2 separate regions of the Homo sapiens genome follow, and region 2 is linked to region 1. A link is an interaction called in ENCODE POLR2A ChIA-PET data of the cell type or tissue named here. Cell type or tissue: HepG2. All regions are shown on one strand. Each heading gives the region's core, and the rest is flanking DNA. Links, peaks and the distances in the headings are about the cores only.

The links. ChIA-PET counts read pairs that join two places held together with the same protein. Peaks named below come from ENCODE experiments on the same cell type or tissue, not always from the same donor. Only the 100,000 strongest peaks of a DNase experiment are listed, where the experiment ranks them.
Region 2: POLR2A ChIA-PET joins it to region 1 with 17 read pairs; 2 of 35 experiments call an interaction of 5 or more read pairs at or near these places.

The regions. Positions count from the first base shown.
Region 1 is chr3:37,953,405-37,968,991 of GRCh38, forward strand. CTDSPL (CTD small phosphatase like) reads left to right here. Exons shown (of 8, transcript NM_001008392.2): 3 at 3,707-3,739; 4 at 11,167-11,268; 5 at 14,422-14,478. Among named protein-coding and RNA genes, the nearest start is that of MIR26A1, 8.2 kb to the right of the region's middle. RefSeq lists an enhancer at 8,461-9,072. In HepG2, for the core only: a CTCF peak has its summit at 14,082 (motif pointing left); DNase peaks (open chromatin) are centred at 11,457 and 14,067.
Region 2 is chr3:37,896,541-37,913,031 of GRCh38, forward strand. All of the region lies in intron 1 of CTDSPL (CTD small phosphatase like), which reads left to right. Among named protein-coding and RNA genes, the nearest start is that of CTDSPL, 43 kb to the left of the region's middle. RefSeq lists enhancers at 7,069-7,795, 10,204-10,253 and a silencer at 9,458-9,752. In HepG2, for the core only: no CTCF peak of the experiment used is centred there; DNase peaks (open chromatin) are centred at 6,931, 9,581, 10,611, 11,541 and 1 weaker place.

The DNA of each region.
Region 1 (15,587 bases), core at 7,511-15,510:
TTGGCTAAAGTAAGTCACATGACTGCATCTAAGTTCAAGGGAAATGGAAATGTAATCCACATATTCAGAAAGAAAACTGGAATTATTTGGTGGACAGTGCTAATGACAATTACAGTAGGTGACAGTTTCTGACATAACATATACAGATAAAGGAAGGTAGAAAATAAAGAAATGGGCAAAATATACAAGGCAGATCAAGCAGAAAGCAAGAGTGGCAATGTTAATATCAGATAAAGCAGAATTCAAATTCAGAAGCATTAAACAGGATAATTAGGGGCACTTTATGACAAATGGTCTAATACATGAACTGTATAGTAGCCCATAAATCTTTATATATAAAATCAACAATGCTGCCAAAGAAGAAAACTATACACGATAAAAAGCTATCTTCTAAAAATAAACAGCAACCAACACAGGAAAATCAATGGTAGGTTCTGGCTAATGGAATAAGCCAAGAAAATGAGACAATTGGTATAAACATGGAAAAGATACAAAGTTAGTCTTATTTGCAGATGACATGACTGTTTACATAGAAAACCCAAAAGACTCCACCAAAGTTGATTCAAATCATAACAGATTTTGATTTCTCATGTTTATGAGAAATGTGTGTGCTGTTTCTGGATAGAAAGGCTTAAGTTCTTCTGGGACAAAAAATGTCAAAGAACCGAGACATTTTTAGAAAGAAAATAAGGAAGACAGCTTGGTATCTTTGTAGATGAAATGATATGAGGAAATGGCATGGCAGCCCTGGAAGCTTTCCTGGAGTACTCAGCCGTATCTATCAGGAAATAGAGGCCTTTAGAGGCAGTTCCTCCAGCAGAGCTGAGCTCACTTGGAGTTACTGTTCATTCATGAACTTCCTTCTATTAACATTTGTCAAGATGGCTTTTTAAAGAATTATGTTAACTTTGAGTTAATTTAATAATCCAAAGTGGGGTGATACGTCATTTCCATAACACTTGACTAGTCAATCTGGGAGACCAGACGCCAAAGAAAGAGCCCTGTCAGAGTAGGGCAGCGAATTCCCAGAGGAGGACCCTCTACCTCTTGCACCCTGCTTGCTCAGGACATTTGGAACACAAAGCCCAGGCCTATTAGATGTGGAAGCAGATTCCAGGCCCATTTCTACTGCTGAGTCCTTAAGTATCTATGCCTCTCAGAATTCAGCATGCCAGAGGAAGAAGGAAGGCCATGGACAGAATGGGACAGATGACCTCTAGGGTTCCATCCACCCTGCATATTTACTTTTGACCTGGAGAAATGAGGATTTGGAGCCTTTGAGTTTCCAGCTGCTTCTGCAGCAGCGGCTTGGGTTAGCAGCCATTGCCACCATCACAGCCACAACCTGGACCTACAGACCAGAAGCCTCCAGGGGCTGGGAGGAGTCAGCACCCCAATGGCAAAGACCATGGAGGACCTTTAAGGGCAAGGACAGCGTAAAACAGATTGCTGGACACTCACAAATATATGCATACCTCATGCTGTATACACACACATACATACATGTAAGCTTCTAGGGTAATTTTCAAGCCCAAATATCCTTCTAGATCAGCACCTTTGCTTGCTCATAGTGGGCATTTTTTCAGGCCCTTCAGCTGCATTGTTGTGATCTTGCGCGTCGTTGACATGCTCATCTCATCGAAAGTGTGTTCTGAAGGTGCACCTGTGTGCAGGGGCTGTCTGCACTCTCCTACTAGAGCAGAGCTGAAGACTGATTGTCACTAGACGGGGAGAGAGTGTCTGCTGGCATCTGGTGAGTAGAGGCCAGGGATGCTGTTAAACATCCTGCAACAAATAGGACATCCCTCACGACAGAGTTATCCAGCCCAGAATGTCACTAGTGCTGAGGTTGAGAAACCCTACTCTGAAGTGACCCAGCCAGGTATGGCAGCACACACCTATAGTCCCAGCTACTCAGGAGGCTGAGGCAGGAGGATGGCTTGAGCCAGGAGTTTGAGGCCGCAGTGAGCCGTGATCACACCACTGCATTCCAACCTGGGTGACAGAGCAAGACCCCATCTGTAAAGTAAAATAAAATAAAAATAAGGAGACCCAAATAGGCTGTGAGCTTCTGCTTAAAATCTCCTCCACCAAATACTATGCAGCCGTAAAAAAGAAGAAGTCATGTCATTTGCAGCAACATGGTTGGAGCTGGAGGCCATTAATCTAAGCAAACTAATGCAGCAACAGAAAACCAAATACCGCACGTTCTCACTTATAAGTGAGAGCTAAACACTGAATACTCATGGACAACAAAGGGAACAACAGACACTGGGGCCTACTTGAGGGTGGAGGTTAGAAGGAGGGTGAGGATGAAAAGACTATCTCTTGGGTACAGTGCGTATTACCTGGGTGATGAAATAATCTGTGCACTAAACCCCCATGACATGCGATTTACCTATATAACAAACCTGCACATGTACCCCTGAACCTAAAATAAAAGTTTTTTTAAAAGTATGTCCTCCGCCAAGTATGTCTGTAGGGGCAGTGACCTACTCTTGAGTCCCTGTATTAGGAATAATATTATTTAAGAGCTTCTGAAATGAATTTATCTGTGCAAGTTCTTGAAAACTTTGATTTATTTGATTGCATTGTCTGTTGGAGAGCAGCATAGCTCTGCCTTGAGTGATGTCAGAAGGAAGCTTAAAATCCTTAAGACAAGCCGGAAATCTGAAAAAGGAAGGAACTGTGGAGATCATCTCAAGAGGAAATGATACTTGCTCTTATGCTGCAGAGGTGATGACTAGGGGTTGGAGATAATCAAGAAGTTGCTAAATAGTTCTTAGTGTCAAAACAGAGCTCAGAAAGGTGCCAGGCAGCTGCCATTGCGAGCCATCAGGTTTGGCCCCTTCACGTGAGACCTCATTATCACTGTAACCCTCTTAATAAAAATGGACACATCTTTTCACAAATCCTTCAGTGTACAAGGCATGAAGCAGTGCATTGCCTTATTAGGCCATCTAAAAAAGAAGAAACAGAAACTGGAAATGCTCAGTGGAAATAAACTTTTTTATTAGCATTTCTTAACAATGCTATAATGAAGTGTTTCCATCAATTAGGTTTGGAATGGCTGGCATTTGGGGCTGAGGAATATTTGAGGCCTTTCCTTGGGGCCTAGGTTTTCTTAACACTCCCTGTGAATACAGATTGTGTTTCCCTTAAAGGAAAGCTATCCCCTTGTCTGTTGCCTGGGAGGGAACTTCTTGTACCTTGCCTTGTCCCCTCTCCCCAGTCTTCCCCTGGGGAGCTCCTGGAATGACCAGGGGGTCATTGTAATCTGGTGAACATGTCTTCCATTCCCTGCGTATGATATTGACTTAGTCTTTTTAGGGAAAAACTTGCTTAAAAGAAAAAACAAACAGTTTTTAGAGGGAACCAAGGATTAAAGTATGAGTTTTTATTTTTGTTTTTTAATTAAGGATTGAATTCCTGGGAGTAAGGGAGGTGCTATTTAAATACACAAAATGGTTTGTGAGTCTCAGGAGCCCAGCCTGGCTTGTTGGGAGAGCAGGTGTCTGAGAGACAGAAGGAGCCTCATGCCTTAACTGTGGAAAATTTTCAGGTTCCTCCTGTTGATTAAACACCACCAAGGTACAGAGAATGGCAGATCATGCAGCTGCTGTGCTCAAGAGGGCTTTGAAGTTTCTTTTGAGAATATGATCTTCTCTTCGAACCTGACAATGATTTTTTTTTTCTTTTTCCTCAGGGTGACCAGAGGCAGGTCATTCCCATACCAAGTGTATGTATATTTATCTAATTTTATTTATTAAAACAGTCATAAAATCTTGTGGCTTTGGGCCTACTTATATAAAGGATTTTTTTTAATGTTATTGCTTATGGTGAGTTTATCATGTGGTATAAACAGCTCTGTTCTGTTAAAAAGAAAACTGAAGCTGCATTTTAAACTGTGAGCAGGAAGTTCTGTACAGAGACAGTTTCCTTTCTCAGGAACAGCAGGGCAGCCAGCTCCATTAACCTAATTCTCATTTTTCCTTTCTCTCTGGGAAGGACCTCCAAGCTGAACAAGCTGAGGTTGCTCAGAGGCCTCACCCACACCCCACTATCTTAGCCTCAACTCCATAGATTGGCGGGAACATTGTTTTGCCCAGACCCAGTTCTTTGCAGCAGATTCAGTCCCAGTGGAACTGGGCTCACCAAGCCCACGTCCCAGGTGACCAGACTGTTTCTAACTTATCAGTGGTAGCATGGCTGTAGCTCCGAGATCAGAGAAGTCACTGTAACTATATTCTCGGGACTTGCAGGACCCATCCCACAGGCCTGCTGTGCTGCCACTCTGCCCCAGCTGGGCGCTCCCTGAGGCCACCCCCACTTCTGTTGTCATCCCTGAAATTTGTTCCACCCCAGCACCGTCCTGCACCAGCCACCCCTCAGCCATCCGCTGTCCTGGCTGTCCCTTCTCTTCCTCCTGCTCTGCCAGCAGAGCCACCCAGCCTGAGGCCAGTCAGTAAGAAGTAAACTGAAGACCGACTCCCAAAAGAAATTTACAGTTGAGATGCCTGTATCAAACAAGACCTTTCAAATAGTCTTATGTCCTTAGAGAAGGATTTAGGTTTCAAAATGTGTCTATAAATTAATTTTTTAGTCTGTAAAGATGATCAGATTCAGATTACTTGATTCAAATGTGTTCATCTCTCTTTCCTTGGAGTTTTTCACATGTTTTCTGGGAACATACAATAGACACAGCAATCTTACATAGAAAGGAGTAGATGGATTTCACGTGTGCAGGTTGACTCCAAAGGCTTTGGTAGTACATGTCACTTACAAATTGCCCAAAAAGTTTACAGTAATTTCATTTTTCTCAAAACTCTAACTCTTCATTGACTAATGCGTTGCAAGAGTCTGTGTAGTGATTCTGACTTTGCCCATGTGCCTGAGGGTTGGGTTTTGTTGAGAAAACTGGCTTTGATCAAAAAGATTGACCTGGCAGCACAACTTTTTATCCAGAGTTTGAGGAAGATGCTCAGCAGAGTTAATACCAGAAGACTCTTTAACCTTTATATAAAGTAGTTTTTGACATATTTTTTTCCTGCAGAGGTACCTACATTAAATGATGGCAGGTAGCATCTCTCCTTCCACCTTCAATATCACTATTACTGTTTTTTCTTAAAGCTAATTGGCAGCCACGTGCAAAGTTAAGTGCAGAACAAAAGCACTTGTCAGTATAAAAACCCCACTGAAGAAACGGACCCTTTTCCCACAAATGTAGATTCAGCCATGTATAGAATTCTGGAATAAGATAAACAAGAAGAAAATTCCTTATGTAATTGATCCTACTGATAGATCAATAAACTGCTGACTGTGTCCTACATGTGAGATGTTGGGTCAGGCCATGTGAACCTATGAACTATCTTGCCCAAAGAAACAGCCAAGCTAAAGGAACTTGCACTTTTGAATGATGACCTCCAGAAAAGCATTTCCACTAGTGAGCACAGTGTGATTTCCACTGACTGCTTAGCATATAGGACTGATCCCAGTCCATCCGGGCCAGCTCAGCTCTGGAATCAAGTCTTGGGAGCCCCTGCAAAATCTGCACCTACCTGAAAAGGCGCCAGGTTGCATAAGCAGCGTGGTTCTGGCCTTTCTGGACCTCAGGGGGACCTGGTGAGTGCTGGGAGCCCTGAGAGCTTAGGGTGCCATACATAGGAGCAGAAATCTGGGCTTGTGCTGAGTCTCCAAACCAGATCCCACAACCTCCTGAAAGCTTTCTTCAGGCCCTGAAGGTAAAGAATCCTCTAAGCCTGTGGTGACCAGAGCAGCTGCATCTGGGGTCCCTATCTGTGCCTGTCACCTCACCCCTCTTTTTTCATTCGCATGTTGCTCTGTTTGTATGTGTAGGTTTGGTCTTTTAATTTTTTACTAAACAGTAATTCAAGCTCATGGTTAATTTTTAAATATTGACGGATTTGGGATTAACACCTGTGGGAATACATACATACACACGTACGTGAAGTTGAAAGATTAAAGCAAAGAGAAAATATCTCTCAATGTAATCCTACTGCCTTCTAGGCAGTACCACTTTTTAATATATGTCATTTATCCTTCCAGAAGTTTTCCAGACAAACACAAACATATTTATATAAATGAAATTGTGTTGTATTCACCATTCTGCAAATTGCTTGTTACTTTCTAACAAGATGCCTTGAACATCTTTCCAAATATTAGTAGGTATATATCTGCCTCATTGTTTTATATTTCATTGATGGCATTTACTTTGTTTCCACTTCTGTGCTATTACAAATATTTCTCTTAAAAATATCCTCTTTTCTGTGTGCTTATGGACTTGTGTGATAGTTCTTTGTGATCAGTTTCTATTTGTGGAAATGCTAGGTCAAAGGATATATTTTACAGTATTGGTACATTAAAACCAAATTATCCTCCAAAAGCTTATGCTAATTTACATTCTCATGAATTATCTATGAGAGTGCCTCATACCCTTACTGAAAATGATAATCAAATGTTTCAATCTTTGCTAATCTGAAAATAAAGAATAGTATCAGGCCAGGCGCAGTGGCTCACACCTATAACCCAAGCACTTGGAGAGGCCGAGGAGGGCAGATGGCTTCAGCTCAGAAGTTCGCGACCAGCCTGGGCAACATGGTGAAACCCCATCTCTATAAAATATACACAAAATTAACTGGGCATGGTGGCCGGGTGCGGTGGCTCACACCTGTAATCCCACTGAGGCCGAGGTGGGCGGATCACCTGAGATCAGGAGTTCCAGACCAGCCTGACCAACATGGAGAAACCCCATCTCTACTGAAAATACAAAATTAGGCTGGGCGTGGTAGCTCACGCCTGGAATCCCAGCATTTTGGGAGGCTGAGGTGGGCAGATCACCTGAGGTCGGGAGTTCAAGACCAGCCTGACCAACTTGGAGAAACCCCATTTCTACTAAAAATACAAAATTAGCCGGGTATGGTGGCACATGCCAGTAATCCCAGCTACTCAGGAGGCTGAGGCAGGAGAATCACTTGAACCCGGGAGGTGGAGGTTGCGGTGTGCTGAGATCATGCCATTGCACTCCAGCCTGGGCAACAAGAGCAAAACTCTGTCTCAAAAAAAAAAAAAAAAAAAAAAAAAATATATATATATATATATATATATATATATACACACACACACACACACACACACACACACACACACACACACAATTAGCTGGGTGTGGTGGTGCATGCCTTTAATCCCAGCTAACTCGGGAGGCTGAGGCAGGAGAATCACGTGAACCCGGGAGGCGGAGGTTGCAGTGAGCCAGGATGGCACCACTGCACTCCAGCCTGGGCTACAGAGCCAGACCCTGTCTCACAAACAAAACAAAACAAAACAAAGATTGGTATCAGTTTATTACTTTGATTTGCATTTCTTTATCAATGAGTTTGAACAGCTTTTCACAAGTTCATTGGCTTTCTTCTTCTCTATTCATTTCCTGTAGTTTTTTATGCTGTGTTGCTTGTCGTTTTAAATTTTAAGGAAATTAATACTTTTCCCCAAATGTATGATATATCTTTTGGCCTTTTTTGTTTATAATTATTTTGGCCACAAGGAAGTTTTAGTTTTATATAAGTAAATATTAATATCATCCTTTATGCTCCTTGATTTTATATTTTCTTCTAGTATTTTAATAGTTTTTAATAGTTTCACCATTATACCTTTAAATCTTTGATCCATTTGGAATGTATGTTGGTGTAAGGCATGAAGTAGGAAGCTATCCTTTTTTCCAAGTGGCTACTCAGTTGTCCCAGCACCATTTATTGAGTAATCATGTTTTGCACGCCTATTGGAAATGACATCTTTATCCTTACCATTAGTATCGTTCATCTCCCAACTATGAGCCAGGATTTAGGGCCTTCCTTAGTGGGAAGCTTCATGGGCTGTTTGGTGAACGTCGGGTATTGAAGTATTAGGAAAAGATGCAGAGGGAACGAAAGTTTGAAACTGCTGAAGTATGGGTGGTCATGAATTGAGGTGAGCACTCGAATGCCTTGGCCCCAGTGAGGAACGCCACTGAGGCTGTGTCCTGAGTCCTACCGATCCCATACTTTTGCTTAAATTACACAGCACACAGATGCTCACAAACATGAGGCTGGCAGTGTAACCGAGCCATAAAAATGCTGAAAGGGGAGAGGATTTGTTTTCTAACAGCTATGTTTCTATGCTATTTGCCTAAGGCTTTTAATACAGCAATAGTACACTTCTTTCCACGAAAACATTATGAAGAACATACAAGCAGGACAGCTATTCTAATTAAAAGCAGTCTAGAGTTCCTCTTGCTCCCCTCCTGCGTTAGGCCCTGACATCCACCTGGAGCTCTGAGGGCTTGAGGAGCACAGCGTGCAGACCTTAAGCCTGAGAAATCTTAAGTAAGGAAACAATAATCCAATGTACCAGGAAGAGGTACTACATCTGTAAGATTTATGAGAGTTTGTGGGATGGGCACTCCAAGAGGAAATAAGCTTAGTGTTAACTATTCATGGCTGCCAGTTCTCTGCCAAGGACAGGAAATTTCAGATTTACTCCCAGGAAAGGAACAGGAATGAATACCATTCCCAAACCGTGGATGGCAAGCCGTGGTCCCTTCCTCCTCCACCCACCCCCCGGCAATGCTCTTTGTGTACATTTGAGCAAGTCATTTTGTATAAGAAAGACCTTTCTTGATGTGACTGGTATTTCTCTTGTTCTTCAGCTTTATGAAGACTTCAGAGAAAACTTGGTGCAGGACATTTCTTAGTTAATGATTCAAGCATCACCTGAACAGATCAATTGAAGTAACAAAGCACTGTGTATTGTCATTATATAGCATCCTTACATTTCCAAGGATGCAGCTGTCCCAAAGAATTCTTACCCATGGGCTGAAGAATTTGCATTAATCTAAAGCCAAGCTCTCAGGGAAGCTGTGTGCATTTAGGAAACAGCAGAGGATTAATGGAACCTCCTAGCCTGTTGCCTCCCAACTTGGCCTTGTTCCCTGCAGCACAAATTAAAATCAATTGCTTGCTTAATATGAGTCTCACCCTTCTCCATCTTTTCTCTCTTAGATCGTACCATGAGGGGTTTTACTTACTGTTAACTTTTCTCTCTTAGATTGCACCATGAGGGGTTTTACTTACTGTTAAAGAATGCTTGTAAAGTGTGGGTTAACTGTGCTAAGAAAGTAATCTTTATTCTTGGGTTTGGAAAATGAACCACTTTTGGCAGATCTTTGATGTTTTCAGAGATGCTAGGGTTAGAATTTCTAGATCCTTATTTTCCAGGCTAACAATTAAATTAATAAGTTAAAACATTTTAGTAGTTTATAAACGCATAGGAAAAGGACTGGATAGACACTAATGTCAAAAGGGAGACATAGAAAAGAGAATGATTGTGTTTTACTCTCATAGGTCTATAATCTTTACAATGAGAATGTGTTTTATATTAAATAGTTGTGTAATAAAAATTCAAACAAATTTTATTCTGGTCACAAGCATGCTTTCTGCTCTGTCCCAGACAACAAAAATGACCCACATTCTCTCTACTATGTTCACTTAGCTCATCACACTCTGCCTTTTTAAAAACACCTTTTGATAGAAAACTTTTTGCAAATTTAATTTTTTAAAAATAACCTGCTGACTCACTGGTTTGTAATGGAGGACAGAGTCCTTTCTAGATCCTCGAATTTCGTGCCTGTCTCCAAGGCACATCCCCACATCCCGTCACAGTGCTGCAGGATTAGGGAGGATTGCTTCCAGCTGAAAGAGATGGGAGGCCATAAAGGCTCTTTCTTCTGGATGACGTTGGAAAGGAAGAAACATGGAGTTAGAAATGCTTATGTCTCCACACGTAGCCTCTTCCTGGGCAACCCTGGACAGTCTCTGTCTGCCAAGGTGATCATTGTACTTGCAAATTTACCTAACCTGTTGACTGCCTGTGTTACATTTACTATTGAACCAGCTAGAGTTCAAAATTAACTTTTGATCACTGACTTTCAGTTTGAACCAAAAAAATAAAAAGAGGAAAGAGCCACGTAAAAGGAAATACAGCTTGATTTCATTTTTTTCTTGTTTTATTTGATGAACTAAATTGTCCATTCTTCAGGGGCTCAGAATAGATATTTCCTTTTGTTTTGTATCAAATATTAAAGAGAGTTTGACCTTCTTTGCAGGTCAGAAAATTAATTAGTTAACTCTGGATATTGAATATGCCACAAAGTAGACTAAAATACTTCAGATCATTTCTAGAATGAGGCAAGGCCTAAAGAAATAAATCCTCTAAATCGAGTGAGGTTGGCCAGAGATACCTAGCATTTTATGGTTGGCTGAAGATACCCAGCATTTTATTAACTCTTTATGACTTCTTTATCACGAGATTTGAGTCACCTGCTACTAAGACACATAAATAGATTGTTTGGTCAACACACAACATGTGGATTAAAGTATAACTTTCAGAGGCAGAGAATCCAAGGGGTAAAAATACCACATTTGCTCAGTATTCTACCACAGTGCGGTGGCACAAGGTGGCACTGTACCTGGATTGGTCTTATTTCTGTTTCCTAGTGTTGGGGGTAACTCTGGACTGCATTATGCTGGTGGGCCTATAGTTTGTCTTCAAGTTTTTTAAAAATCTCAGTCACTAAAAAAAAAAAAAAAAAAAAAAAAAAAAAAAAAAAAATCTGTAGTTCCAACATAGCTCTAATATCTACTTATGTGCCACAGTGAATTTCAGGCAAAATATGACCCCACGAAACAGACCTCCATTGTGACAGTACCTATTATAATTAAATACTCATTCTTGTGTAATCCATTTTAATAATAACTGTAGCCACCAATATATGTGTGAGGCAAAATGCTGGGCATTTTATTGCCATTATAACTGATAACAACAACCTTTCATGGTAGGTATTACTATCCCAATTTACAACCAAGAAAGTGACAGAGCTGATGATTGAAACCAGGTTTGTCTGGTTCCAAAGCCTAGGACTTCATAGCAGTCATTCAGATCGTGGCACCGTATTTGATAAAACTTTAGTTGCAAACTACTTATTCCTATTGTTCTTAATAAAAGCCCATTATACGCTTGACCAGGCATTTAAATGTTTGAAAGTAGTATAATGCAATACTGATTGGTTTGTCTTTTACATAAATGTAATACTGATTTATTTTTCCCCTTTAGCCACCAGCTAAGTACCTTCTTCCAGAGGTGACGGTGCTTGACTATGGAAAGAAATGTGTGGTCATTGATTTAGATGAAACATTGGTGCACAGTTCGTTTAAGGTAAATCAACATAAAAAAAAAATCCATGATCTTTGTGATTTGATAACAATTGTATTGGAAAAGGGAAAACAAAAAGGATGAAAGCTTATGGTGGTTAGTGTGTGACTTCACTCTTCATGTAGAAATCCCAGGAGCTGCTTATTAACCCAGGTGAACATTAACTAAAGTAGTTGAATATTAACATAATTAGTTTGGAAAGAAAACACTAAGCTACCAACATCACTGGGACCTCATTCTTAGGAGGTTTGCATTTTCCAATGCTGTAACCGCTGCAGAAATACTTTTCAGGTGGCACAAGGCACTCAGTGCCCCCAGGATACTGTTTATATTTGTCAAGATGACCAGAGTGCTATGTGTTTTATTGGGAGGGGGAGGGGAGTCTCTGTTGGAAACTGTCAAATGACCTGGTATCATGGAGATTTTCCCAGATTGATTTTTGAAAGATGTCCAACTCTGAAGAAGACTTCCAGACTTCAGGGCATCTGAACAGATTCAGCCATTTAATTTGAGCATCTTCATGACAAGAAGTGGCTGGGGTTTTTTGCAAGCTTCACAGCTAAATGAGTACCCACCTTCAGGACTTCCCTCCTGAAGGGTGTGGAGGTCAGACACTCTTCCTTCCTGTCACCTTCCCTGATCTCCATCTTCCTGCTGGAAAAACAGCAGAAACGGCCTCCATGCAGGAAGAGCTGTGGCGACACTGTTAAGAAATGAGTTAGTTAACCATTTTTTTTTGACGTGAAATAAATTGTATAAAAGAGGCAAATGATGAAAAGTTTGGAAATAGGAGATTGGTGTTTTGGGGAGAAGAAGCAGGTATTTAGGATTCTGGTCTTGTTTTCCTTGGATTATTTCTGGTAATGGGACTGCTCTATCATTGTACTGCATTCCTCTTTCCCCCACCAGCCTGGGACTCCCCTTCACTGAGAGACATGAAGGTCACCATCCATGATGGGGCATGTGTCTCACATGAACCATAGTCATTCCTTACAAGTTGTAGGAAGCAGAAGAGCTGTCAAATGTGCCCAAACACCTTTCTACCAGAAACATCCTTCTTTGTTCTTCTCACTAAACAGAGACCTTTCTGGTAGGACAAAGCCAGAAAATTGTCTTTGAGTCCTTTGAAGAGTGGAGAAGAGACCACACTGACCTCTAGCAGTGAGAAATTGCCTTGTTCTGGCTACTGGGGCATGCAGGGACCACCTCATTCCCTAGCACTTGAGGACCAGCCCCTTCCATAGTTGGTCCAGGGGATATGGTGACTTTGTGTCCCAGCTTAACCCTAGATAGCATTGGAAGCCATTTCTCCCCCATGGGCAAGTTGCTCAGGACTTTTCCAAGTCTCTGTGAAGGAAAGCCCTTCAGAGCAGGGGTCGGTTGCCATCACAGCATAGAGAACTCCCTCCCAAGCAACTGTGGGAGTGTAGGCAACACTGGCCAGATCACCTGATGTTACTGAGGATTCCTGGCTCCAAAGGCAAGGCCCTGGTAGCCCCCAGTGTCTCTAGCACCTGCTCGGAGAGCATTGATGCCACAAGCTAATGTGAATGGTGTTTCCTCATTTCTTCCCTCCCCTGGCCTGCCTACATTTGCAACCAGAATATTCTTTATGGTTTTTAAAGTTCTGGGCATTTCAAAGTCCTTTGAGAATCTGAAAGCTGTGAACCCTCTTCCCTTCGAAAATGTACATTTGTACAATGCATAGGTTCATGGATCCCAAGTGAAGAACCCTAGCTGTAGCAGAGTCTCCTTTATACCAGCAGGAGAGAGGAGAGTAAGGGTGGTGCTTGCTGTAAGCTGGGGAATGGTTTTTCTCTTTTTAATATACTCCGTGGAATGTGATTCCATAATCTAATGCCTTGGGAGAGTCTCTTCCTTCAGTCTTTCCTTTTGTTTTTTAGCATGATTCTGATTTTAGTTGTGCAATTATATGATATTAAACTCATCCTTGGCCTTCCAACTCTGGGAGTAAATAAACAGTGATCATAAGCTAAGTGCTTAGTAACGGTGCTATGACCTAGCATTGTCCATGTTTTTTTGTTTTGTTTTTTGTTTTTTGTTTTTTAGTTTATATATCAACAAAGAGGGTTTGTGTGTACTGTGATGGGCTTAAAAGCAGACTTCGGTTCAGAGTCTGACCAGATGCTGTACCCCTACCCCTGCCCAGAGGCCACCACACACACCTTCTCCTTCCTTCTGTCTCTCTTCTCTTGTCCAGGGGTTTGCAGGCTGATGATTCAGTTGGGCCTGTTCATTTAAGTAGTTTTGTACCTAATTTGTGGAATTCCATTGAGAACTGTGTGTAAGTTCATCATTGAGAACGTAATGACTGCTGAAGAATCATATTTGAATTTTAAATGTCATTAATATTGTCAAAGAGTTATTTAAAATATCCAGAAGTTTGTGGGTGTGCTGGATGTTGTGTTCCTTGGAGCGGAGCAGGCATAGGGTGGGCTGGCTCTGTACCCCCACCCAAGGCAGGAGCTGGTGCCAGGCTACCTGGGAGGGCCTGAAATCACTGATTCTCAGTACTGGACTGGGGCCATGGGCATGCATCAGACCCATCACAATAGCTAAGGAAGAGAGGAGAAACTGAGGTCCAAGGAGAGGAAGAGCCTGCCCAAGGGTGTGGCCTGCGGCCTCTGACTTTACCCCCACATGGCCTTGTTACTGTTTTGAGTCCGTGTGGCCATCTTCTCCTGCTGAGCAGCCCATCGCAGGGCAGCCGCCAGTTGTGGGTCCAAGTACAAATAGTTTTCCCTCAAGCAGCACTGTCCTCGGAGCCCATTACATGCTCAGCTCCTCCCCCTGGTGGCTAGCAGTGATTCCCCATCACCCCAGCAAGACTCTGGGCAAGAGCTGGAGTTTTCAGGAGCCCCATCCTCTAGCCAGGCAGTGCCACACTTTTTGGTTGAGGCCAGGCAGGTGATATTGGACCAAGATGCTGAAAATGTAATGACATTCACAGTGGAAAATAATGTGCTTTCCTGCTTGTGCTTATTTTAAGGAACCAAGGCATGCTTCATCATCCTCCTCCTGAACTGTTTTTTCCAATAACCAAAACATTGGTCTAGGCAGGCTTTTTTCTTGCTAAAATTTCCAGAGTTTTTTTGTTCCTTCAGACATATTAATTATAGTCTCTTTTTTCTCTAGCCTATTAGTAATGCTGATTTTATTGTTCCGGTTGAAATCGATGGAACTATACATCAGGTAAGAAACTGAAGCTAAATTTGAGTTTCAATTAAGATTTTTTAGTACTTACATTTCCTATGAACTTTATTTCTAAATTCTCATTTCAGTAATAACTTTATTACGGAATCAAAAGGAAGCATACTGTAATAAATACAATGTTTTTCTTTTTTTCACTCCAATGAATTTATTTTATACTGAGATTATAAGGAAACTATAGTCGTAAATATTAGATGCGGTTGCAAGTTCAAATAGTTCTTTGATTTGAATTTCAGAAGTTTCCGTATCCCCCACTGGCCTAGCTTGATGGTCTAATTAACTTCCTTGTGTAATTGCTTTCGGCTACTCTCCTAGCAGGCAACAGGAAAATGCCACAAGTCACCCACTTATGGTGGACTCTCGGGAAAAAGTGTCCATTTTCAATGCCAGCTGCTCCAGACTGATCTTATCATTCCTGCATCGTTTTCTCCAGAGAATCTTTAGCAAATACCCACCCCAAAAGAAAAAGGGGGAAGGGTGTGAGTTTTCGGATCCGCAGGCTGCTATGAATAAAGATGCCGTAGTCAGTTGGCATGCGTCTTCGTTGCTTCTGATTTTTTTTCCTTATCTGCATAAAGCTCTTCCGGAAATAACTTCATTTATGAACAAATTGGGAATGTTGTAGGAAAACTAGCTTTAGAGGTTGAAGCTGGGGGGCTTTTGTCAGATTTTCCACAGGGATGATCTAACCATCTTCCTTGTCAAGTCCAAGGTCTTAAAGGGAGCGTATCTGGCCTGATATCCCAGGAAGGAGACTTTCCTGGTACTTGAGCCACAACGGGATGTCTTTTCTTAGCAATGTCAGTAGTCTTTGGTTCTTGAGTGCAAGGTGTCAGAACTGGAGAAAGCTTGGGAATCAGCTGGTCCAGCTGCCTCATTGTCTAGATGGAGAAACTGAGGCTCCGCCAGGGAAGGGGTTGGTTAAAGGTCATACGATGGGAAGAATTAAAATGAAAATTCCAGTCTCCTGCCTCCTGGCCCAGGGCTCTTTTCCTGATACGCAAGTCCCTTCCCTCCCATGTCCTTGCTTTCTTGCTTATTCTCCAGGACATCCTGCCAGGAAACAGTCCCGGGGAGAGGCAGCTTTTTTC
Region 2 (16,491 bases), core at 4,875-12,874, 60 kb before region 1:
TTTTAATTGTTTTTGAGACAGAGTCTTGCTTTGTTGCCCAGGCTGGAGTGCAGTGGTGTGATCACAGCTTACTGTAACTTTGACCTCCCGGGCTCAAGGGTTCTTCCCACCTCAGCACCCCCTGAGTAGCTGGAACTACAGTCACATACCACCACACCTAGCTAATTTTAAAATTTCCTGTAGAGGCAGAGCCTCACTTTGTTTCCCAGGCTGGTCTTGAACTCCTGGGCTCAAGCAATCCTCCCACCTCGACCTCCCCAAGTGTTGGGATTACAGGCGTGAGTCACCATGCCTGGCCAACATTCAGTTATTCGTGTGATACTTAGAAATGCAGGACTTTCAGGTGGGACCCTGCCCCCTCAGCCTCCTCTCCCCTTCACTGTGAGGCTTTATTTCAGACACATCCTCTTGGTAGAGGGCCCAGGCTGGCACTTTAATTTGAAGGAGTTAGACTAGAGGCTCTCCACAGTTCTTTCAGCTCAGCATTCTATGATCTGATGGCTGCTTGAAAGAGTTGTTTCTTGCACAGATTAAATATTTCCTCTTGCAGTATTATTTTGCTCTGTTAGCCAACTCTTCTTCATAAAGTCTGGATTGTACTGTAAGATATACAGTAATACAGATTCGATATTCAGAGTGTCAGAACTCATGAGCTGTTGCTGTGTGGTGATGTTGTTTTTCACAGCTGTAACATTTTAAGCTATTGAACTTTCACGTTATGAAAAAAATGACTGTGCTGTTAAGCTAGATGGGGGCTATAGGGGGAAGCTTACCAAGTTTCTCATGAAGACCTAGTAGTTCTGCACATGTCGCAGGTAAGTCTGGATAATCCCAATTTATTTTACTTATTGATTTTTTTCCCAATTTAAAATGATACTCTTCACAGAATGCTTACGTCATTCTGCTAATTTCCAAATGCAAGTAGGATGTTAAAATTTTATGGGACAGTATAATTTCATTTCTTGAAAAGAAAATCTCTTACTGTATGAGTTTTTAGCCATCTTTCTATTATCTCTGATGTAGTAAGTGTGTTAATCTTTGTCTCAGAAATAAAAATCCCAAACAATGTATTGAACCATTGGGTGAGCGGTGAAAAGTTAACTTTTCATCTCTAAACATCCAGGCCTAGATGGACATCTGCTTGTGTGAAGAGTGAAGGCAGGATGCTGGAAAATTGTTATTTTCAGACCACTAGGGTCAAGCATCAGAAGTGAGAAAGGACTGATAAGCTGAAAAAGTTGTACGATATGGGAATGCAAACTTTTTGTGAGAAAAACAGAAAGAAAAGTAGCACAGAGCACTGCCATTAGTAAGTTTGCCATTGCCGTTGTGTGTGATAACTGGCTTAGACTTAGTTCCGGAAATCCAAGTGTGATTATTTTTGGAGTGCCGGTTATACACTAGAGAGCTCTGTCATAGAGAAAATGTGTTTATCTTTTATTCACTTTTCATCTTATTAGGGAGAAACCATGCCCTGACCTCATAAAAAGCATTTGAACACAAAGCCACAACTCTTCAAGTGCCTCGTATATTTGTCATCTGAGAACTGGGCAAAGATGGTCAATATTCACATTTATTGCCGGAATGAGTCCAGAGTAATTTCAGAAGCACCAGGGTGTTTTACAAAGAAGGTCTTCTGTCAGGGAACCCCAGAATGAAAGATCTCAGATCAGAGCTGCTTCAAAGAGGTAAGGATGTACCCCTAGGCCCAGGCCCCAGTGAGAGGAGAAAGGTACTTCTTCGTGTTAGCTGGAAAATGAAGAGTGCTGCATCAGAGACTTTCTTCCATTTTAAGAATACTGTACTGAAATGTATGCTTTCTGGCTGTTAGCAGACAGCATGTTTAAAAGCCACATATCATGTCCAAATAATAGCAATATTAGGTTGGACCACGTTAAGTTGCTGTTTTGCAGGTAAAGAGAGTTCAAATATTAGCAATATCACATGGTTTAACCTAGCAATAGTAATAATAATATTACTAGTGCCATCTATTGAGTGCTTACTACGAGCCCCGTGCCAAGAGCTTTACACACATGATCTCATGTATTCCATTTATAAAATGTTTTTTGTTGCTTGCTTGACTCACATTCTATTTGGTCACTCAGCAGATATTTACTGAGGACCTGCTAATGTGCCAAGTAACATACAACAATGATATACAACAGAGTTCTTGCCCTCATATGCTTTACTATGTAGTGAGGAGGGCAGGCAATCACAAGTGAACCAAAAAATTAATTAATTACAGATTATGTAGGTCTAGGAAAGCTATAAATAGAGAACTGTGATAGAAAATATCAGGGTGGGCCTAGTTTTATGTGTGGTCAGAGAAGCCTCATATCTTATGGGGAGAGATACCATTAAGGAGCATTCTAGGCAAAGAAAACAGCAGGTGCCAAAGCCCTGCAACAGGAAAATGCTTGGCATGATCCAGGAGTCAACAGGATCCCAGTGAGTGAATGAGGAGGAAAGAAACTTGAGATAAACTTGGAAAAGTAAGCAGGATCAGGTCATATATGGAGAGCCATACCAGCCCTTCTGTTTTGGAAAAATAGAGTTTGCAATGTCTGTGGGACTTCCAGGGAGAAGTGCTAAGTAGGCAGTGATACCCTGGGCTGGAACCCAGAAGAGCAGTCTTGGCTGGAGATGTAAACTTGAGACCTACAAGCATATAGATGATATTTAAACTCATGGGAATGGAGGAGCTCACCTAGGGAGAGAGACTAAACATTCCTGAGGAATGCCATCTTTTAAATTGTAAAGTGACTTTTCATGCCTTCAGTAACTAGCCCATCCTAAAGCCAGAGATCATAGGAAATCTATTCCTGTGGGCCAAGGGGCCATGCTGCAGTCTGTAGCACATAACCACTCTTACCCACCACAAGGGTCTGGTTCAAGGAAAGCCCCATGTGCAGGAGCTGCCAACTCATAGCCTGAATTACGACCATCCTGTGGGCAGAGGCAAAAAACAGGAGCCAATCAGGCTGCTTCCTCTAGAGTTTGGCGTTGAGAAACTGAGAGACTGATGATGTGGTGGCAAGTGAGAATTCTGAGCTTAGAAAGTCAGAAGACACGCTCAAACTGAAGGCATGAGGATCAGAGAAGATAGCAGAGAAGAAAGTGAGGAGGCCAGGACATTGCAGATGCTCTCAAAAAAGCAAGGACTCAGAGGGAGCCTTGAGTCCCAAAGACTCTTCAATTGCATTCACAGGCTATGTAGGCAGTTGCAATGGAGTATTGCAAAGTAGGTGTAGTTGTTAAAAGAATGGGCTCTGTAATTATACTTTTTGAACTCCTTAGCTTTGCTGCTTATCTCTAAATAACCTTAGATGAATTAGTTAACTTCTCTGGGTCTCAGTTTCCTCATCTGTAAAATGGAGATAATAATGGTACCTACAAGATTATACTTGTTAAAAGCTTGGATCAGTGGGGAGACCATGAAGTAGGTCATGTCATTCCATTTTCCCTGTGAGAAGACTGAGACTCTGAGAGGTTAAACAACTTGCCTGGGGCCTTTAATCACAATGAAATATTGCCTCCCATGAAAATGAGAATTTTTGTTGCCTTTGAGCTTTATCACTGAATTACACCTTGGGTTAGAACCAAGGAAGGAAGTTCATGTCATCGTCACCATTCTTGAGAGGAAGGCTTGAGTGTGAGCGGGGAGGGAATGGAGCTGGAGATAGTGTAGCTGAGGATGTTACACATCTACTCAAATTGTGAAAATTGTTTGGCCGGACATAAGGCAATAGAATTAGGCTGAGGGAATATCTAATACGAAACATGTATACAACCCCTGAACTGACATTATTCACAACTAGAACTAGCAATTCTTCAAATCAGCTTTCAAGTTTTAGGATAATATTTATAGGAGTTAGTAAGGGTCACATTTTGACAGTGAAGAAAATGTTTGGCTTCTATTGATACAAAGATTTGAAGAAAGAAAGGGAAAGTGTGACAGGTTGTGATATTGTTTGAAAAACTTATTTATAAGGACTTATGGTTATTAAAGGAACTGTAGAAATCTTATGAAATATAGAAAACGATAAAGATAAGTCATCCATAATATTGTTAACCATCATTGGCTTTTTAAGAGCTTTCTTGCCTTTTAATTTCTTATATATGTATATGGATAAATATCATGAGGAGACCATGGAACCTATCTCACATATATAGCTTAATATGCCAGCTGTTTTTTAAGGTACCATGAGAATTTTTACATGTCATTAAAAGTCCTTAGAGAACATAATACTTATTTTTATTATTATTATTATTTTTTTAGACGAAGTCTCGCTCTGTTGCCCAGGCTGGAGTGCAGTGGCACAATCTCGGCTTACTGCAACCTCCGTCTCCCAATTCAAGCAATTCTCCTGCCTCAGTCTCTCTAGTAGCCAGGATTACAGGCACATATCACCACGCCGGCTAATTTTTGTATTTATAGTAGAGACGGGGTTTCACCATGTTGGCCAGGCTGGTCTCAAACTCCTGACCTCAGGTGATCTGCCTGCCTCAGCCTCCCAAAGTGCTGGGATTACAGGTGTGAGCCACCACGTACAGCCTGAGAACATCATATTTAATGACTACAGAATATTAGTAATCATTAGTAGTCTGGGCAGGAAGAGAAATGTGTGAGTTTGCCAGAGTGCCTGATGCTCCCAGCTGGACCTGCTCAGCCCCCATCTCAGGGCCTCTGCCTTTCTGTGTATGCTCCAAAGGGACCTGGGTCCAGGTCAAGAACAGGAAGGGAGAACTCAGATCCACTGATCATGCCAGGGTTCACTCTGGCCTCTGTGTCTGTGCTGTTCTTCCCAGGGGGACAGGCAGCTCTCTGGGAATGGTAGTCCATCTCATTACACAACCCCTCTGCTCCCAGTCACTCCATAAACCAAAAAACCTAGCCCTTCCTCATTCTCCCTTCCTCAGAAACAGAGACACCTCTTTGTGAGTTCCCAAATTTTCTCTATTGTCTAAGGCACTAAAACAGATGAGCAATTAGTGGCTTAGACCTAATAATAGTAATACTTGACCTAAATAACAATGGCTCATATTTATTGTGCATTTACTATGATATGTCATGTGCTTTACCTGCAGCATCTTGTTACTTTGCAGACCTCTTGCTTTGAGAGCAGGAGGTGGTACCATCCAATGGAAATATGCAGAGAAGGCTCTAGAGTTGAACAGACCTTGGTTAGATCTGCAGCTCTGCCATTTACCAGCAACTCTGTGACTTAGGCAGGTGTATGCAACCAGAAAGGTATTGAGCTACACAAAAATCAGAAAACCCAACCACAAGTAGCTTAAATATGTAGGTAGTTATCTTTCTGACATAGTGAGAATTCTGGATGGAATCAGTCCAGGCTGATATGGTGACATCAGGGACTCATCTCTTATCTTCCTGCCTATACTATCCTTGGTATGTGGCTTTCATCTTCGTGGTTGCGAGATGGCTGCTGCATTCTGAGGCCTCTCCTCTGAGGGGTCCAAGCAGGAGGAAAAAGTAGAGAAGGAGGAAGGAGCAATTCCTATTTCAGAAGAGCAAATGCTGTTCTTGAAACTCTCAGCTTATATGTCAGGCCAGGACTATGTCTCATCGTCACCTATCTGTAAGCCAGGGAAAAGCTTTAGGTGGGCACATTGCCATCCCTAAGGAATCAGAGTTCTATTAGGAAGGGAGAAGAGTGCGTGTTTGATGGGTCAGTGGCCATCAGTGTCTATGCCAGCAAGTCATTGCATTTCTTTGAAGCTCAGTTTCCTCTGGTAATAATATCTCCCTATTCTAGTCAGGCTCTTTCAACCTGCAAGAGGTTACCTAGTTTGCCCCAGGGGATGGGAGCTCCTTGTGAAGATCTCTAAGGACATAGGGAAACTTGGTATGGGTCACAGCAACAAATAGTCCGTTTTCCATGGGTCTCTGTACTTCCCAGCAGGCCTGTGGGCACCTCATTGTTCAGGATGTGCCAGGAGTCTTCCTAGGTACCTCCCATCATGCCATCATTTTAGAATTGGGCATCCATGGCTCCCCTCCCTAGGGATTCCTCCAGATGTGGAAAGCTAATCTCTTTGCCCGCTTCTTCCTCTTGTTTCTCCTTCTCTGTCTGTATTCTCACCCCAACTGCTGTCTCTGCTGCTTCTGCTGCATCTCACATTCAAACCCCCCACAAGGAGGCAACATCTTGGGTGGGTCAGTGGCCTCCCACTGAACAACACTGCAGTTAGACAGAGTCTTACACCAGCCTGCCCCAGGGGTCACCGGTCACCCGTTAACTACAGGACACATTGTGGCTGCTTTCCTCAACACAGGCCTGTGGCTGTGGCAAGTGCTCACTGGATCCCACATCCTCTCCAATACGTTACTCAGAGAGTTTCAGATGCACAGTATTGCACAACTCTAGGGGGCAACATCTACAGTGAAAGGTATGTGAGCTGTGCTCCAAGAAACACCGTTCTGAAGTTGAATAACATGGTGGTGCTGGTCCCAGGTGGGCTTCAGTTGTTTGAGACTGTTTGAGGCTCTTTGAGATGGTGGTGGGCTTCTCATTATCTGGCAGCTAGAGAGCCAAGCACAGGCCTTGGCCTACTGGTATACTAAGCCAAGGGTAAGGGCACAGTGGAGAGTATGCGTTCTATGAAAAGATGGAGGAGAGGACTTGGGAAGGGGCAGCCGGTCCGATTGCTGGAATTCCTGAGGCAGACTTTGTTGTTAGAAAAGGAGGCTGCTGTTAGCTACACCTCTCATTCCTAGCTAGTAAGAGGTGAAGGACAGTTGTCAGGACAAATGAGGGAATATGTATGCACATACTTTGAAACAGCGATCCATTTGAGAGGCCTTCTTGTTGCTGTTATTACAGCTGCTGCTGCAGCAAAACAGCTTTGAACCCTGAGGTATGAGGCTGATTTTGGAAGCTGGGGCAGGGGGTGGGAGAGATTCTGGTAACACAGGATGTGTGAACTTATGTTCATTGACCAGGACCTGAGCAGGACTGATGAATAAGGGTCTTCTGTCTCCTCAGTAGTGGCTTTAGGTTATTGTGTAATTCTTGGGACCTTAGGGTCAAACAAGGATGTCCTTGCTATCACAAGGGTTATCACAAACATGTCCAGGCAGACAGTCAGCAAAGGATGTACCGCACCTGCCACACCCCTGCCAGACTCCTCTCAATTTGAGCTGTGAGGTGACTTCATAGTAACAGGCACAAGCTCAGAGCTTCTTGGGGACAAAAGCCCAGGAGTCCCTCTTCTTGTCCACCTTGCATTTCTACTCTTCCCCAGAGAAGCTACAATGGGTCAAGCGACTACCACTGTCAGGACAGGGTTCCTGCCAAGTCCATGTGCAGTTGCTTCTGGCTGGTACCAGGTCACCAGGCCAGCCTTTACTGCCGCTGCCACCAGGTTACTGACTTATTCAAGCAGTTCATGCAGTGGCTATTACAGTGTAAGCAGAAAATAACCAAGATGGCACTCCCCTCCTCACAGGATCCCTGCTGCACACTCTTGTGGCTTCAGGACTTCTCCTTCAACCTGTCCAAGGCTGGAAGGCAGGATAGTAAATCGTAACATGAAGAATTCTATAGGATAAAGTTGGCTCTGTGGGCTGGCTGCCTGTCAGACTGCCAGCAGAACAGAGCAGCCTTTCACTGAAACTTTGAACTTAATTATGTGACATTTGCACCTGAAGCAGAGAAGCAAGCCAGATTGCTGAGAAGAGCCAAGCTGGTTAGGGTTCTTTTCTTGGCTATTTAGCACCAGTTCCCTTTGAGGAAGGGTCTGCACTTGGCCCCTTCTTAGGCATCCAGGAGAAGGAGGAGTGGGGCACTCTATCAGGCATTGAGGAAAGGACCCGCCCAGTGGATGGAAGACCCTAGGGTACTGATCTCACCTGAGATGAGAAAGAACTTCACAGTGTGAAGAGCTGTACAAGGGAGAACTGGCTCACCAGGAGGTGGTGACCCATTGGATGATAAATGGGGGCACCTGTCAAGGGCAAGAGGTCCCCTTCCTACTCCCTGGCTAGAGAACTAGCCCACCCCGGGCTCCCAAAGATCAGTATCTGTGAGTGCCAGACTGAGACTAGACCCTGGGAATGGCATAGCTCACCAGAGCCTTGGTGTTCAGCCTGTGGCTCTCTGCTCAGCCCCCTTTTTATAGAGAAAACGTATGAGTGGCCAGGAGTCCCTTTCTTCCCACATGGCCAGGATATATCTCCCTGTTGCATCAGACAGACCTGATCCAAATCTCTGCTACTTCCTTCTCTGATCTGGGAAAGTCATTTTGCTGCCCATCCTTGCCTCTTAAATGCAATATTACAGCAGCCTCCTAACTGGATTTCCTGCCTCTAGGTCTCCTCATCATCACCCTGTCCATCTTTCCAAGTAACTAGCCAAAACATGACTCAGTCTAATCACTCCTCTGGAAGCCTTCAGTGCCTCCTCACTGCCTACAAGAAACAGAAGGTGGGAGAACCTTCCTTTGTGATTTGACCCCCCGCTGCCTCTCCGAGTCTTGTTACACTTTGTACTGCCCACAGCTTCAAACACGGGGACTCAGAAAACATTTAAAGATGGAATGAATGAATATAAAAAGTAAAAAGCTGAGCAAAAATGCTCTAGTGTTTTTAATTTTGTAGTTACAGAGCTATCATGCTAATATCTACATAAGATTAATCATTGGTAGTGTTTTCACAGTTTCCCTGATACAAGCCTGTTATCCAAAGAATTGGGAAGCCTGCCTTACTTCATAAAGGGGGCAAGGTTTATAGAATATATAAAGGAAATTAAGAGTCAAATAACGTTTTGATCTTTGATTTTGAATTTGTCTCAGATAATGCCTACAAAAAGGATCTCAATGATTCATTCTTTTTTTAGCCAGCCAGTTCTCCAGTCAAGTTTTAAAAGACTTGGAAGAACATGTGATTTTTAAAATATCCTGGAGTTTTTTTCCAGGCCTGGGCAACTCGTGGGTCAATGCACAGCTATTTCTGTATGTAAGTAGGCTGGGAGAATACTCTGTCAGTTCACAAAGGCCAGGGGCCTGACTGCCTGAGCTAGGCTTCCTTCCCCCCCTCCCTCCTTGTGCCACAGCTGGGCACTGCAGAAGTGCAGACATGTTCTCCAGACCTACTTGTGTTTGCATACCTATACCTGCTGCAAGGTGTTTTATTCTGAGTTGTGGTTTCTTTAGATTGTGAGAACCTTGGCTCCCATGTCCAAGGTGTAACACACAGGTCTGAACAACATAGGCTTTGGGAACTGTACCATGGAGAAGTAGCTTTGGAATACACCATTTATAAAAGAGAAATAAACAAATTCCAGCTGATTTGAAAGCCTGATATTTTTCCAGGTTTTAGTCATGCTTATAGGAGAAGATACTCTCAAATCCAATGAAGAGGAGAGAAGAGTATGGACTGGCACCCAGGGATTGAGTTCTCAGCTCAGCTCTGCAAATCGCCCATTGATTTTTCTGGGCCAGGCCTTTCCCCTGCAGAGGCGCAGTACCTTTCAAGTCAGGAGGGTTGGGTTAGTTAGTTCTTGTGCCGGATGTTTTCTGTTTGCCCTCCACATCTACTCTCTGTCCTACCCTGTGCCCTGGAAGCCGACCAGTGGGGACTCTATGAATGGGCTTCTTTGCTTCCTGGCCCCTATTGTGTGCTTTGCCCAGTGGGGAGCACTAACAGGAGATCGGAGGAAGTATTGATTTCTCCTGGCTCCACCCTGTGGCATCACCAAAGGTCTGGGCTCCTGGCAGGCAGCCTTCTCCACAGGGCGCTCTGTCTCAGGGGTCCAGCAGCCTCTCCTTCCTCACCCTTTTGGGCCTAGGCATGTAAATGTGCGACTGTTACTGGTCCCAGACCACTGCACTTCGGTCCGTTCTATAAATGCTTCCCTTATTAAAGTCTCCTCAGATTACTCATTTTGAGAGTGCCATCTGTTTCCTGCCAGAACCCTGCTGGATAAAGTTCCTAAGATCTTTTCCAGCTCTGAAAAAAGATGACCACAAGCAGGGAGGAGCCAGCCCTTTGGAGCTCCTGTTTTTCACTGGTGCCTCCCTGAATGGTTCCCCAAGGTCATGGGAAGGAGGAACTGGTAGCAGTATGATCTCCAGGGCACAGAGTCCCTTAGGACAAGAGCCACTGATGCCCTGGTAGACACAGACTGTTAGGAACCTGATTCCCAAAGAGTGTAAAGTGTGCTGCTGTGCTGCCCACTCTAGTAGTGGGGAGAGGGTAAGGGACAATCCCACCAACTGAGGCTGGACTGTCACTGCCACTCCTTTCTGCCTTTGTGACTAAGAAAGTCACTTCGCCCTCTGAGCCTTTCCTTCCCTCCTAAACCAAAGCTGAGAATACCCACTCTGGCCCACACACAGTGGTTATGAGGTACAAACGAAGGCGTCTGTGTTCAAACTGCTTTGTTGAATGTAAAATGCAGGACTAAAGAGAGTTACAGTCATAAACAGCTTTTATTGTGGTAGGGGTCACAGCTAGGGCACAGAGCCCAGTAGGGACATTACCCCTGCTCCTGTCCCTGCCAAAAACCCCCACTTCCTTTTGTTCTTTCCTGGTATGTGCACTTGCTGAGACATATATGGCTCTTCGAGTGTCAATTTTAGGATCAAAGCATGACCTAAGTGATACCAAATTACAAAATCATGCCATCAAACTGCAGCAGCCGCCTTCTGACATCTCTGGAATTTAGATTCTGACCTTGAGGGTCTTAGGTGGCCATTTATGGCCTTCTAAAAGCAGCTGCTTCAAAATAGGTCTAAGGGAGGAGAATGAAGGAAATTAAGGGCATTTTTAAACCTATACATTCTTAATTATTAAAGTTATCACAGAGACTTCTTGAAATACATGAAAAATACATTCTTGAAAACTACAAATGTCAAGTGCAATTTTCTCTCTAAGGAAAAAATTAAGAGACTTAAAGAACTTGAGTCTTGTTCATTTGACACTGTTGATATTGTTCACCCATATGCATATAGAGCACATGTGCAGGATGAGTGGAGGAGGTGAAGGAGAAAGGATGAAAGAGTGACAGGCTGGGAGAGGACAGAGCATTAAATGCCCTGGGTGGGGGTGTACCACAGTGTATTTATCACACAGCAGTTAGGAACTGTACGTGTATCAGTGTGGGGGAATGTTAAGAACGTAGAGCTTAGTGGAAAAAATAAGAATGAGATGCACAGACTAATATTTCTATAAGTTAAAAATAAGTGCTCAGAAAAGTACAATGCACATTTTTCTAGCACTCCTGTAAACACAAAGATATACTTTAAGCATGTTAGAAAGTTTGCCTGTGGGTTGAGGGGAGTGGAGGTGGGCTGTGAGGATAAAGGGAAATAAAAAAGCATGTATACATACAGCGCATTTGCCTAGATACGGCTAGTGGTGTGCCAGGAACTATCACACATGGTAAATGCGACCCTATGCTCCTGAGATGCAAAACAAACAGAAAGTCTGCAGGGTTTTGTTTTTAAGAAGTCTGAAAGCTTCTACAGTTCAGTTTGCATGGGCTTCCCCATAACCCTCAGTGTAGCAGCTAAACCACAAGTGGTTAATGGAACAAAAGTACCCTTTGTAGGGTCAGAACAGAAACACAGCACAAACGCTGCCTAGAAACCACATGAAAGAAGGGATGCTGTGAGCCGCCCTTCAGGCTCACTTTTGGAAACTCACCACCTGGTAGCCCCCGCCAAGTGGGCGAATGTCCATCACAGCAGGCAAGAGTATTCCAAATGTGTTTCTGTTTTTAAAAAATCTCCTAATAGAAAGTGGAAGGTATGGCAAATGCATGTTAAGCCTGTAAGAAGAGACTGCATACAGTATTTTGATTGATATACCCTCTATAACATTTTAATATCTTTATCTCAATTATTCTTTCCTAATGTTGCAGTTAACTGTATTTTTTCATTTTGCTACGTAGACTCTGTCATCATTATTTTTAATGGCTGGGTAATATTTTATTGACTAAATGTACCAACATTTATTAGCCATTCCCTCTTTGTATGACATTTAGGCTGCTTTCTGCTTATGCCACTTATAAGCAGTGCAGAGAGGAAGGTATCTATGCTGCATGTATAGCTTCTTCATATTTTAAATTAATCCCTGACGATAGACAGGAAATTGAATTACTGGGTAAAGGAGTGTACAAACACATCTATGACTCTTGGTGCAAATTACTAAATTGCTTTCCAGAAGGATAGTAACAATTTACACTTCCACTAGCAGTGTGTTCTTGGACCGGCATTGTGTTCTATAAGTTCTTAATTGCCAATTTAAGAGCCAGTGTACATTGTTTTTATTTTTGCATTTCTTTGATTAATAGTGAGGTTGAAAATTGTCCAAGTTTGTTAGAGATTGGTATTTCTGTTCATATTGCTGTTGGAGTGGTCTTGGGTTATTCTTTTCCGTATATATGTAGCCTTTACTCAATATCGATATTTAGTCTTTGTCGTAATTACTACAACTATTTTGTTTTCCCTTTTAGAATTCGAAATTTTACATAAAGTGTTTTTCTTTAAATAAACCGATACCAATTAATTGGTCTTTCTCTTTATTTTGTTGGGCTAAATAAAAATGAAGATACCCTTTTGGCTAAATTCAAGAAAGAAATTTCACAGCATGGCATGATGAAAAATGCATCAAATTGAAGGCTTTGAAGGTAGACAAAGCCAGGTTCCAGTCCCTGCCCCTGTGGTGTCCTGGCTGAGCAAATCACTGAAGCTCTCCAAGCCTTGCCGAATTCATTTCTGCCATGGAAATGATACCCAACTTCATTTGTGGGACTGGGATCATGAACAAACACTGGCATAGCAGATGCCCAATAAACCTGGGTGCTCTTCCCAGATCCTAGGGCTGAGCAGGTCTTTCAGGGTGGCCAAGTGGCTATTTCAGAGAAATGGGCTTCAGGGCTCACCCCAGACTGCCTGTGGCCTGCCCCGCACTGCCCTGGAGCTGGTCATTTCCTTCCAGGCAGGAGGCCCAGGGACATGGCAGTGACTGTGCTTCTTGTTAGTAGCTCTGAACAGTGGAGCTGTTGTTCTGGCATATCTGGTAACCAACTTCCTGTTTTTCCCAGTGTGGTGATGTTCCTTTAGTCAACAGCAGGAGGGAAAGAAATAGTCCTGGATGGGTAACCTCGGTTTTCTAATCCTTTTGCTGGAAGAAATTCTGGCCCTTTCCACCATGGACTCTGTGATCACGAGGCTGTGTGACCTTGAGCTCTGGGCCATAAGGCCAAGTCCCACATTTGGGGAGGGAATGAGGAGACAGCGAGTCACTATTGCTTGTAATTCAGGATTGTGGTGCCCATGAACTAATGCTAATGTAAAGGTGTGTTGATTAAACATTAAACATTTATTTCCCACAAAGTGAATGGTATCACACATTCCTGTTCTCACATTCTAGGAAGAATGATTAGGACATGATCACTGGGGCCAGACTGCCTGAATTCAAATCCCAGCTCCATCATTTTTAGCGATATGACTTTAGGCAAGTGACTTAACTTCTATGCTTCAATTTTCTCATCTGTAAAATGAGGAGAATAATAGTACCTCCCTCAGAGGGTTGTTGTAAGGATTCAGTGAGGTAATGTGAGTAAAGTATTAGCAGTGTTCTAGGCCACATAGTAACCACATAATAGTTAGTATAAAGTCTGAATATTTTGGCCTGGCGCAGTGGCTTACACCTGTAATCCCAGCACTTTGAGAAGCCAAGGCGGGTGGGTCACCTGAGGTTAGGAGTTCGAAACCAGCCTGGCCAACATTGTGAAACCTCGTCTCTAATAATAATACAAAAAATCAGCCGGGCATGGTAGTGGGCACCTGTAATCCCAGCTACTCAGGAGGCCAAGGCAGGAGAATTACTTGAACCTGGGAGGCAGAGGTTGCAGTGAGCCAAGATGGCGCCATTGCACTCCAGCCTGGGCAACAAGAACAAAACTCTATCTCAGAACAACAACAACAAAAAAACAAAAAACAAAAAAAACCAGTCTGAATATTTTACTTGCTAAACTCCAGTTGAATTCATGGTAAAGGTAATTTGGTAAAATTTCTCAGTTCATTAGAAGTAGACAGTATTTATGAATAATCTGCATGGAGTGTATATTTAAATATATTTCTTAAAAGTTAGCTATAAAATATTATAAAATCAAGCTTTTCTTTTTATCTGCTTTGATTCTAAAATTCAGGGCTGTATTCTCATGAAAAAAGTTTGCTTCCCACTGAAATAAATGCCTCTTTGTCCCAGGGAAACACATAGAGTCTGAATTACTCCATTCTACAGGGTGGGTGCCATGGGGTGATGGAGAGAGGTGTGAGCTCACCACATGTGAATGTGGTCCCTGCTGTCTGGGGGAGGTAAGACCCTGGGTTACAGCCCTTCCCAAGCTCTAGTGGTTCCAAGGTTGAGGCTTCTGCTTCCCCTGCTGTGGGAAGGCAGGCGTCTGCCCCTGGTTTATGACTGTAAATGGATTTGCTGGAGGATGTTGTCCTGTATTTCAGGGGTGCTAACAGAAAGGTAGACCTTACAAAAAACAAACAAAAAGAAATGCAGACCGTAGAGTGTGCACATGCGGTCATTTAAGTCACTTAATGCCCTTGCTTCCTTCAAAACAGTTCTCATAAAAGATTGACTTGGTTTATTGCTGTACTCAGGAAATCAAAGCAGAGGGCAAGCCCCAGATGGGATTACAGTGGCTGCTGCATTAGCTTTTCCACAGAGTGGTGGTTTGTCAAGGTGACCGAGCTCTAAGTTAAGAGGATAGTACTCTTCAGGTTTTACAAACTAGAGAAGCTCACACCTTTAAGTAACAATTTTCATTGCCTTTGGAACTTCAGAACTGAGTCAAGGCTGCAGAGTGGTGACTTCCCTTTTGTTACTCTGCGAAAACTGGGAGAAAATTAAGAGCAGGGCCTGCAAGATGTGGGAGCTCAGAGCCTTGAGGGAAGCAGAGCCGTGGAGCTTACACAGAGAAGGCTGAGGGGTGAGGGAATAATGAAGGCTTCTTTATCTGAATTAGCTATAGAGTAGCTATTTCTAATTCCACTGAACCCCCAACATGAACCTTTGGCAAATAACAGGGATTTTTGTTGGAGAAAAATGTTTGTCTGGTTGAACGTTTTAGTGGGTTTCCATTTCAGATTCTCTTTCTGAGAAGGGCAAGAAGACGAGTGGCAGAAGAATCAGAAAGTTGTCTACACACCTGGGTGGCAGGTGTAACCCTCGCTAAAGAGAGAAGGAGGACAGCCAGGCGCGGTGGTTCACGCCTATAATCCCAGCACTTTGGGAGGCCAAGGTGGGTGGATCACTTGAGTTCGGGGGTTTGAGACCAACCTGGGCAACATGGTGAAAGCTCGTCTCTACTAAAATACAAAAATGTATTAGCTGGGCGTGGTGGCGGGCGCCTGCAGTCCCAGCTACTCGGGAGGCTGAGGCAGGAGAACTGCTTGAACCTGGGAGGCAGAGGTTGCTGTGAGCCAAGTTTGCACCACTGAACTCCAGCCTGGTCCTGATACACTTAGAAGTCAAAAACCGTCATTAGGAAAACCTCTTCAGTTAACTACAGTTCTGCATATTCATCTGTGACTCTAAAAGCATCCTGATTTATGTTGTCTTTGGAGGGAGTGAGGGGACCTAACCTCCTTTCACAGCCCCGCAAGTGGGGTCCACCCAGGAGTGAGTAAGAGTGGCATGGCTTCCCCCTAGTGGAGGGGAGGCCGGTTCTTTCCTGCACTCAGCCCCGGCCACTCCTACCTTCCAGGCATGTGTTTACAGGCCAGAAATGTTAAGGTCTGAAGTAACAGGATTTGTAGTACCCAGCCTCTTGCTGCTTTTGAAATCTTTTCTTTATAGGCCATTTTGAATTAAGGAATCTCTGGGTGAGGGAGAGGCTTAGTAAACAAACTAGGTGTTAGGCAGGCTGCAAGCCACCCAGGCACAAGATGACCACACGAGGCTGAGGCACCCCTGTGTATTCAGGATGGGAAAGAAGGGAAGTGATGCTAGCCGAGGCCAGCTGTGTGTTGGGGGGTATGCGGTACTGGGGACGTGGGAGTGAGTTCTGTCTTCAGTAATAACAAGGGCAAAAATGCACTGGAATCCAGTTATTTTGAAGGGAACTTGGCACTATAAACAAGCGGACCTTGACTCTTAAGGATTTTGTGAGAGCCTGGCAAGTTAGTAACTTGCCTATTCCATTAATATTTATTGAGCATCAGCCACACATTAAGCACTATGTGTTAAACCCTCACAAGTCTAGTTTGCTGTTTCTGTCATCCTGTCTTCTCATCATCATAGCCCAACAAAGCTCTAGTATATTGCCAGCAATGGCTTCCATTTATTAAATAATTGCTATGTGCTAGATACTGTCCTAAGTGTATTACAAGCATTATTCCATTTAATCTTCACAAAAATTTTCCTTTCACATATAAGGAAACTGAGGCTCAGAGATCTTAGATAGTTTGATTAGAAGTAGTTTGATGAGTGTATAAATGAAAAAC